Linked DNA regions of Homo sapiens: region 1 is linked to region 2. Evidence: read pairs that join two places in POLR2A ChIA-PET (ENCODE). Cell type or tissue: MCF 10A. All regions are shown on one strand. Each heading gives the region's core, and the rest is flanking DNA. Links, peaks and the distances in the headings are about the cores only.

What was found. Peaks named below come from ENCODE experiments on the same cell type or tissue, not always from the same donor. Only the 100,000 strongest peaks of a DNase experiment are listed, where the experiment ranks them.
Region 1: POLR2A ChIA-PET joins it to region 2 with 24 read pairs; 11 of 35 experiments call an interaction of 5 or more read pairs at or near these places.

The regions. Positions count from the first base shown.
Region 1 is chr6:27,615,731-27,621,114 of GRCh38, reverse strand. It overlaps TRT-CGT5-1 (tRNA-Thr (anticodon CGT) 5-1), which reads right to left and starts at 2,759; the gene lies at 2,686-2,759. In MCF 10A, for the core only: a CTCF peak has its summit at 3,312; a DNase peak (open chromatin) is centred at 3,234.
Region 2 is chr6:27,517,215-27,522,598 of GRCh38, reverse strand. TRQ-CTG1-2 (tRNA-Gln (anticodon CTG) 1-2) reads right to left here and starts at 3,070; the gene lies at 2,999-3,070. RefSeq lists a silencer at 2,988-3,037 and an enhancer at 3,428-3,717. In MCF 10A, for the core only: CTCF peaks have their summits at 3,401 and 3,604 (motif pointing left); DNase peaks (open chromatin) are centred at 3,098 and 3,598.

The DNA.
Region 1 (5,384 bases), core at 251-5,250, 98 kb before region 2:
CTGCGGTGAGCCGAGATTCCCCCACGACATTCCAGCCTGTGTGACACAGTGAGACTCTGTCTCAGACAAACAAACAAACAAACAAAAACAAAACTGAGATACCTTTTAGGTCACCCCAGAATTTAGAAAAAACAAATAGATAAACAAAATGGAGACACATCCTCATGGTTACCAAACTTCTAAATGTAATTGCCCAAAAGGTTCGTCCTGCCAGCTGCCCAGGTGGAGCTGATTTATCAAGACGGGGAATGGCAATGGAGAAAGAGTTTAATACACATAAAGCCAGCTAAATGGGAGATTGGAGTTTTACTGTTACTCAAATCAGGCCCCCTGAAAATTCAGAAGCTACGGCTTTTAAATGATAGTTAAAAATTAAATTCCTCCCAAAGTTAGTTCCACCTACACCCAGGAATAATAAGGGCAGCTTGGAGGCAAAGGCCAAGATGGAGTCAGGTCAGATCTCTTTTATGGTCATACTTTTCCCACTGTTATAATCTTTGCAAAAGTGGTTTCAAAAATACAGAAAGAGGCCAGGCGCTGTAATCTCAGCACTTTGGGAAGGCAAGGCGGGCAGATCACCTGAGGTTAGGAGTTCGAGACCAGCCTGGTCAAAATGCTGAAAGCCCATCTCTACTAAAAATACAGAAAATACCCAGGCATAGTGGCGGGCACCTGTAATCCCTGCTACTTGGGAGGCTGAGGCAGGAGAATAGCTTGAACCCGGGGGGCGGAGGTTGCAGTGAGCCAAGATCGCGCCACTGCACTCCAGCCTGGGTGACAAGAGTGAGACTTCCTCTAAAAAAAGAAAAGAAAAAATACATTATTATTTACTAGATATTATTCAAATATAATAAAGGAGTGCAAATGGTGCTATGAAAAAGCATCTCTCACCTAGATTGAGGGCAAAGTGATACATTATTTGAAATCTGAATTAGTAGGACTTAGCTAGAAGAAGGGATGAAATTATTATTGCATGCAGAGAAAGCAGTATCTATGAAGTCATGGAAACATAAAGTACCCTGAGGGCTTTCAGAAAGGAATGATAGTCCTAATGTGCAAGCAACTAAAAGCTGCTCTGGCGGATTTTAGTGGAAATGAATAATCTGTGCCTGTCCTGATTCTTAAGCAATTTAAAGTAGATTTTCCAAACTTAGTACAACAAAAAGTGTTGGATTATTTCAAGAATCCAAATTACCATTTTGAGGAGTGTATTTGTGGCTTGTGGACATTATTATGTTATTCAGTATTTAGAACAAATGTGGTGGAGAGAAACTCCATCATTTTAGTCTCTGATATAGATTACTGATTTTAACAATTTATGTGAGCCACTCAGATGTTATCTTTGGGTGTTCAATTTTGCAGGCAGCTCAATTCCGATTCTAACGCATAAATTGAGACCAGGAGGATTGGTCACTTTACATTTAGGTAGAATCTTTATCAGGGCTTGCTGTGTTGTTTTCTTTGTTCTATATTTGCTGACTTTGATTTCTCAGGCTTCAGGTAAATTTTCTACCTCCTGCGGTATTTACAAACTCATTACATTCTGATTGTCTCTTTCTTTCTTTTTTTTTCTTTCTTTCAACAGGGTCTCAGCTCTGTCACCCAGGGGCGTGACCATAGCTCACTGCAACCTTAAACTCCTAGACTAAAATGATTCTACCTTGGCCTGAAATTACAGGCTTGAGCCACCGTGCCCAGCCTGGTTGTATTTCTTTAGCTGTGCTTCATTCAAGAAACTGTTACTTAGCAGAGACCAGGGTTCATACTCTGCAAGGCTCTGAGATACAATATTAAATAAGATATGATGCCTGCTATCAGGGAGCTTACAGTCCATTAAATAAGCATCATAAAATCGATAATTATAATGTGGTTTCTTTAGGCCTACAATGACTAAATTAGTGGGGACTCCTTAGGTTGCAGGTGACTGAGATTTGATACAAATTAGTTTATCAGAAAGAGACATTTATTAGCTGGTTTATATTGCCACTAATTCTTGTATTGGTAGATCTTCAAAGATTCCCACAGCTGAATTTCGTGTATCATCAACAGTTCAGATAGCACAGCAGTTTCATTTCCATCTGTTATGAGGAATTTTAATTTTAGAATTCCTTACGTTTGGTGATAATTTTGGTGCTGTGTATTTAGTTTTGGTTTTCAGTAGGAAGCAGTGAAGCCAGCTTGCTTCTGCCATTTTGGAACCAGAGTGTATTTCTAGCATTTCCTACTTTTGCTACCAGTACATTCCTGTATTCTGAGAAGGTGGGCTAAAATGGGTGCTTATCGATTTGAATAATTTCCAGTTTTAGGTTTTGGCATCTAATAAACGCACCCTTCGGCAGGGCGCGGTGGTTGACGCCTGTAGTCCCAGCACTTTGGGAGGGCGAGGCGGGCAGATCACTTGAGATCAGGAGTTCCAAACCAGTCTGGCCAACATGGCGAAACCTTGTCTCTACCCTAAAACACAAAAATTAGCCGGGCTTGGTGGTGCAGGCCTGTAGTCCCATCTACTCGGGAGGCTGAGGCGGGAAAAAATCGCTTGAACCCGGAAGGCGGAGGTTGTATAGAGCCGAGATGGCGCCACTGCACTCCAGCCTGGGTGACGTGAGCGAGACTTTGTCTCAAAAAAACATAAAAATAAGACACAAGAAGTGTAGGTAAACACCAGAACCCAAAGGGCAGTCTGTTAGGCCCTGGTGAGATTTGAACTCACGACCCCTAGGTTTACGAGACCAGCGCTCCAACCGCTGAGCTACAGGGCCACGATAGAATTGAACTTAATTCCTCTTACTAAAGCTATTTTCACTCTCGACCCAGTTTTGTTGCTGATTTTTCATTTTTCTCCCTCTTCCGATTTTCTGGCTTATGGTCAAACAACACAGATCCCTGCATTCTCTAATAATTTTAGCCTCCCCTCCAATTAGCTTTCGGCCATTGTTAGCCACGCCCCACTGTCTGCAGTACTTTTCACTCTGCTTAATGCCCAGGTATTCTGAACTTCAGTTCTTAGCGCCTTGGGGGAAAAGTGCCTTCATCTGTCTCAAATTCCCCCAAATCATAAATCAAAAGAGCCACACTGACAGGTGAGGGTAAGGGTGAGACAGTAAAGAAAGGGGCAGTGAAGCACCTCCCGGGGACAGAAGCCCAAGAGAGGCTCCGCCTGCTCCAGTCGTCTTTAAGATTGTATCATTTTGGATCCTCCACCCAGGGAGTAAATCCTTGCCATGTTTCTACTTCTCCACTGAGCGACACCGAAATCCAAATAAAAGAGCTCCATCCAACGGCGCTGTAGCAAAGAAACCAGAAATTTGTTCTCTTCCACAAGGGGAAAGGGGCCGGGAGGGGCATGAGAAAAGCTATTTGAGATTCGGCTCGGACAAGCAGACCGGGGTAGAAAAGTAAACTAAACCATAAATCTGAAGTCTCCTGTCCCAAGTCGGGGGCCCTGTGCTCATAAAGAAACAATATCCCTTAAAAAAATAAAATAAATAAAAACTTAAAAAGTCCTCGACTACTGACAAATACAAGTAACATTAAAACAACTCAGAAAAAAATGCGAGCCACTGGTTGGGAAGCGGGGAATCCAGGCTCTATGCGCCTGTCTTATCCCGAGGACGCAGCTCTCCCTTCCAGAAGACAGGCTGTGAAATCTGCTGTTTAAGAGCAATCCAGCCAGCTGTCCCAAAGGTCTTAAAGGGTAAAACAATCACATATTCCGCATCCCCACCTTCATCCCCCAAAGTCATACCGGCAAAACAATGCCCGTGTGACCGGAAGTGGTATAAACGCAAACAATAGGAAAACAAAACAAGAAATGGAAGGGCATATTAACGCGGCAGAGAGTGAGAGCGGAGAGAATGCAAGGTCAATTTTATCACTGTTCTCCATCCTGAACTTCTTAGAATCAATGGTTCGCCTCCCAGAGGAGCCAGTTGTTTGTTTCTATTTTCCAAAATCCTAAACTTGCCTGGGTAGAAGGGACCCTTTCTCCTGAAGCTCCTTGTCATCACCCGAGTACCAGAGAAGAGGGGGATGCAGGTCCAAGAAGGATCGTGAAGTCCCAACAAGCCTGTGCAGGGCAGTTTTTGAGAATGTCGTTTTATGTTTAGGTACAGTGTTCGCCTCCTGATTTCTAGTGCCTAAAGAAAAGTATAACCTCAGTGAAACACAGGTCTATTATGTTCAGAGGAATCGCTTGAACCTAATTTTTTTTTTGGTGTGTTTTTTTAATGCTCTTAAGGTATCTCAGTAGGCTCTTTTTCTTTCCTTGTCTGCTGAGATTAAGACTTCTGATTCTTAAAGGTATTCATTTAATACAGTATTCAGTAAAGCATGAGCAATCATGGGAAAGGTACTGTGGATGTCACTTCTTTATCTCAAGGAGTACACAGTAGTTAAGAGTAGGCAGGGCATGCATTCAAATCTCTACCACATAAGGCACTTGTGACACAATAGTTAACCTGCAAACACACTATTATATCGCAAGTGTTTTGGCAGCTACGCGAGGGCCTGCAAGGACTGAAATTCTGGAAAAGTACCAGCCTTAATATCTCTTACTTCTCACTTCATTTTCCACAAGTCAGCAGAGGCTTGCACCAGGGAACTTACATGGAGGGTGTCTGGAGCCAAAAGATAAAACAGACCTTCAGTTCTTGATAAAATTAGGTATGGCCTCTTTTACAGAGCTTTTCTCAACTTGGGCTCCTTCAGAATTAGAGAAGACTCATAAGTTAGGGGGTGGAGGGAAGGGGACAGTGGTGAGAAAACAGAGACATAAAGGAAAAATAATAAAGATGAAAGGGAGAATGCTGAAGGGGCGGGAATTAGGAGTGGATAGGTAGCCTGTTCCTATACACATTTCCTCTACCAAATTTGTTAGCCACATTCCCAAAGATGCCCTGACTCCACTGCCATCTCCCAGGCTCAAGTCTCTGGCTGTGAATCTGGATTTTAGAAAATAGGTAATGAACCACTTTTCAACTTATGAACACCACATTATATACTATATACTATATATAGGTATATGTAGGTACATATATGTGTATGTGTATAGGTATATATTGTATATGGAGCTTGTGCCAGAAGGCAAATCAACTATATCACTAATCATCTTTAGTTCCATTGACTCACTGATTGTAGGAAGAGTTCCTCAGTAAAGGCAGCAGTGCATTTAATTATACTTTGGTGCAAGCTTATCTTACCATACCATATCCATATGGAATATCATGCAGCTCTTACAGGTTTTTAGAAGAAACCGGCATTTAATAATACAGAGAAAGTTCATGAACTACCATTGAGTGAACAAAGCAGAGGACAAAACTTTATGAATGATCACAATTTCATTCTCAGTGTATTTGCAGAGCAAAATCTTAGAAGGAAATAAATCA
Region 2 (5,384 bases), core at 124-5,123:
TTCTAGAATATTTAAAAATACCTTCAAAAACTATTTTCTATATTAGCCTTGAGTCTTTAAACAAAAGTTCTATTTGACAATTTTTTTCATTTTGTCAAAATAACTTAAAAGCAAAATGTCTATTTTGTCACATTAAACTTTCACAAGGGGGAAACGTTCCAAAATTTTGTATTATATCATGACAAATCTTTGTTTATGCAAGTATAACAAAGTCTTTGAAGAAAAGAGGAGATGTTTAGAAGCAATGAAGTCCATCTAAGTTAAAAGTGGGCATCTATTTTTTGGCCCAGCTGTGCTGTAGGGTGACTGAAGAAAAATCTAGTAAATGATATCAATACACAATAATATCAACCTTTGAAATTTTGACTAGTAAAGTTTTGATTATAATACAGTTCTTATAGTAATATATTAATATAAAATATAATACATTAAATATAATGCTAATAATAATTAGTTTTTCAATAAAATTCTTAAATTTTTACATCCTGGCATTTTATTCACAGCAAAGAGGCACTACTGCGTAGCTTTGGCCATGCCCTCAGACAAGTACTAATTTCATAGTCATTCGTTCAGCATTTGCATGAATTATAACTTCAGTAAACAGTTCTAAAAATTATCTTTTATTATGATAAATGACTCCAGTATAATTTGATCCTTATTACAACATCCCATTTTGTGTATTATTGTTATTCATCATTTTAGTTCCATTTTGTTTCTACATCTCAAAATTTAGTAATTATTAACTAATATTTTAACAGATTATTTAACAAATATTAGTTTTGTAGAGACAGGGACTCACCATCTTGCTCAGGCTGGTCACCAACTCCTGGCCTTAAGTGATCCACCCACCTCACCCTCTGAAACTGTGGAAACTACAGGCATGAACCACTGTGCCCGGCCTATTTTAACAGATTCTGTGGCTGAATCATAATGAAAGAGAAAATTGATGGAAAAAGAAAAGTTTAGGAAGAAAAGAAATTATAGATAATCATATTGATGAACATAGTGGTCTAATATGCCTAAGACTTCATATGACTAGGGAGAATTCTCTACCAATGAACTGTGCATCCTCAATGGTTCTGTGATAACTAAATTCCTGCTATGGACTGAATGGACTCAAATGCATATGTGGAAGCCTCTCTCTCTCTGTTTCTCTCTCTCTCTCTCTGTCCCCCCAGTATGTGAGGATAGAGCAAGAGGACAGTAGGCTGCAAATCAAGAAGGGAGGGCTCACCAGACATTGAATCAGCTGGAACCTTGATTTTGGGTTTCCCAGCCTTCAGAATTGTGAGAAATAAATGTTTGTTGTTTAAGTCAACAAACATTATATAGTTATAGTAGTCCAAACTGTCTAAAACAATTTCTTAGGCTTCTATGTAGCTAGGATGGCACGCATGTGCCCTAAGTTTTCCAATCAGATGTATTTCTTCTTTCAGAAGAAACATGTATATAAACAAGGGAGAAAAACTCCAAAATTATGTATTTTATCATGATGCATCTTTATGCAAGTATAATAAAGTCTATGAAGAAATGTTTAGAAGCAAATTAGGTCCATCTAAATTAAAGGTAAGCATCTATTTTCTTGCAACATTTGCCTTGGTAAGGGTAATGAATAGATATCTGCTAAATGCAGGTAGATATTTAAGCTTTTAGAGGCAGTGGTGGCATAAGGCCTAGCAAAGGCATTCCATGCTGGGGAACATAATGCTGCTAGCAGTTAACACTAGAAAATGCATGAGGAATCAGAAGGAATGGGTAGTACAATATAAAAGGGCAAATAATCATTATGTGTGGAAGCATTTGGAAAATGAAAATGACAATTCAAAGTTATAAATTCTCCATTAAATGTATGGTTGCAGAATCAGGAATTTCCTCTGCAGTAAAATAATTTTTAATTTTTGTGACCCAAGAATTGCCATAATTCAAAATCAAATTTATATTATAAACATCTCTTGGTTTCCCATTAATGGAAAGATGAATGAATGAGCTGTGGCATGTTCATATTACACAGCAGCTAACATGAAATCAATGAATGAATGGTAGCTACATACAACAAAAGAGATGATTAATTTTAGCAATATAAGATTAAATGAAAAAAGATTATAACATATAGCCTGATACCCTGTATCCACAATTAAAAGACACAATTTTATAAATACTAATAGATAAAATCAAACTAAGGAAAGCACTTTGGCCTTAATTCTTCAGAGACCCAGTAACTTCTTTGTCTTTCCTTAAGTTGTGACAAATCCAAACATTTACCAGAAAATAAACTAACTTGCAACAAGAGACATTTAGTTTTATGAAGACAAAATAATCACAGAGGCATCCTAGGATACAATTTTAAAGCTCTATCATTCTATGGGACGTATTCAGCATTGACAGCAATTCTGTGTGGCGGGTTAATGTCACAGAAATGACCAACAGAGCACTTAGAAGGTGTATCTGGATATTTACTTACCGTGTTGACAGTGATTGAAGTTACCATGTGAGGATCCAATAGTGTTCAAATACCTAAGAGAGTTTAAGCAATTTTTATTTAAAGTACAGATTTATTTTCACTAATCCTTGTTTCTCAGTGGCAAATGAAACACCTATAAATTCTAGTGATTGCACCTAAAAGGCATTATAAAGCCTCATTCTCTTGGGAAAAAGATACATACAAGAATATTTCTTTTCCCTCAAATCTGTTGAGTCCTTTTTGTCCTCTGAAGTGAATTAACTGCATTTCATAAAGCAATAAATCAAGTAAAAAGTTTAACTCAACTCGAATTATTTTGGGTATTAGAATATCTGTTAGGTGGTGGTGAGGAGGGTAGTAAAATGAAGGAGGTATGAGGGTCTCCTGCTCTGAACATAGAGCAGAGAGTCAGTGGGCCCCGTACAGAGTCCGCGTCATACTTTGGGTTCACATGAACTGGAGATTCCTGCCAATCATATCTAAGAGGGAAATTTATTTTAGAAAGAAAAAAATAGTGAGGAAGCAAGAAGAAACGACAGGTTCCACCGAGATTTGAACTCGGATCGCTGGATTCAGAGTCCAGAGTGCTAACCATTACACCATGGAACCTCGCAATAGCTCGTGTTTTTAACAGGCCTTCCTGAAGGAATATATCTTCATTTCCGAACTCAAGCTGTCTTCCCTTTAAGAACCTAAGTTTCTACCCTAATGTTCGTTATCTGCCGCCATCACACAAGTTCCCTTTTCGTTTCTCACAGGGCTCTTCGTGCAAGATCCAAGAGCAAATCTGTTTCCAGGGGCAGATAAGGTAAGTCCGTGCCTCCCCTGGACTCTTAGCAACAGCCTGCGGGGCTCCCCAGCCTCGGTTCTGCGGCCCTAAGCCGGGCTGCCCCGATACAGGGGGAGAGGGCACCAACCTAGCCGCGCTGACAGATTGCGTTGTTGGAAGAACCGCGAGGCTCGCCGCCTCCCGAGCGTTTGTCCGGCGTTCTTTGCTCCTAACGCTAGGAACACTTTTGAAAGTTCCATTTCGTAACGTATAAATTATGGATGACTTAAATTGAGGCGGCGTGTCAACTAGTCCTGGCACCCGTGGCGTTGCCGAGGGTAAAAAACAAAAAACAGGACACCAAAAGATGCTTTCTGCTTCCCGGGAAGGCTCCACCTCGTGGATACCAAAGAGTAAAGCACTGTTAAAAGCTCGAATATTTGCAAGGCAGGATTTTGTAATTAGTTTCTCACTGATAAAGCTTTAACTTGGTCTTTCTCAATGGGATTAACTGAGAACCTCTCCCAAAATATTCAGCAGTAAAAATTTACTGATACCAAGACCCGGACATGACTTGTCTAGGAGTGTTCATTGCAGGAGATAAAAGCGATCTTATGTTGTCAAACAGAAAGGCTGAGGAAGGAGGCAGAGGGTCTTTAAGAGTAAATAATCTCAGGTGATAGGATCTGAACCTTCCCAACAAGATCACATGAGAGGTATCGGCATCTGCCAAAATTACTTTATTGCTTAGAGACGTCTAGTGTCATGGACAAAAATCCTTCCTGCTTCAATGAGGCGGCACTGTCACTACCAGGTTAAAATGGGTCCCGCCCGTAGGGCCGTGGGCTCTGCGGCAGGAGCTGCAATGGCCGCTGTACAGTGGCAAAGAGAATATCCGTACATATCTCATCCAGTCCATCTTCTCCCAGCCCTATGACTTTCTGATCCACTCACTACCAGAAAGCAAGACAGAATGAAACCCTCTTACCAAACGGGATAACTAAAGGTGGTTTCCAGGAGCCTCGGGAACAAGAAGCATGAGGATCCTAAGCATTTTCAATAAAAATCTAGCCCACTGGAGGCTTTTGAAAAACTGAAGGTCCATGTAACAAATTTAAGATGAGCATTTCTAAGGGCTAGGGCTTGTACCAAGTTCTGTGCTCTCTGAAAAAAAAAATTAAAAATATATGCCTGTAATGGTCAAAGCTGAAACAATTTGAGAAACAATAAATAGAAGACTTCAAACCAATCCCTACAGCTTCCCTGATGTGCAACAAATCTCAGTTTTTCAAGGAATCTCCTGAGCAGAATTCCAGATAACTCCACCCCTTCATTGTGGGCTCTGCATAGTGATTGCTCTACAGAATACAGTATGAAAAAGGGTGGGAAAGTAAGCAGTGAATAAATCCCAAAAGCATTACACCAGCAGTGATAAGCCATGTTGATAGTATATTGTCTTGATATAACGTGATAAAAATGGCGCTTTAGGTCAAGCATGGTGGTTTATTCCTGTAATCCCAGCACTTTGGGAGGCCGAGGCAGGTGGATCACTTGAGGCAAGGAGTTCGAGACCAGCCTGGCCAACATGGTGAAACCCTGTCTCCACTAAAAATACAAAAATTAGCCAGGCGTGGTGGCAGATGCCTGTAGTCCCAGCTGCTCATGAGGCTGAGGCAGGAGAATCGCTTGAACCCGGGAGGCGGAGGTTGCAGAGAGCCGAGATGGTGCCACTGCATTCCAGCCTGCGTGACAGAGGGAGACCCTGTCTCAAAACAAACAAACAAACAAACAAAAACCCTCCACTTTACCTCTGCGGTCTTGCTCCCTCGAACCCCTAACTCCGATCTAATGATGAGAAAAATATCAGACAAATCCTAGTTGAAGGACATTCTACAAAATGCCTGCTCAACACTCTTCAAAACTGTCAAGATCATCAAAATCAAGGAAAGTCTAAGAACTACCACAGCCAAGAGAGCTTAGGGAGTCATGATGACTAAAAATAACATGGAATTCTGAATAGGATCCTGGAACAGAGAAAGGAAATTAGGTAAAAATGAAGGAAATCTAACATATTCATTTTAGTTAATAATAATGTATACATATTTGTTAATTGTTTGTAACAAACGTACCATACCAATGTAAGATTTTAATAAT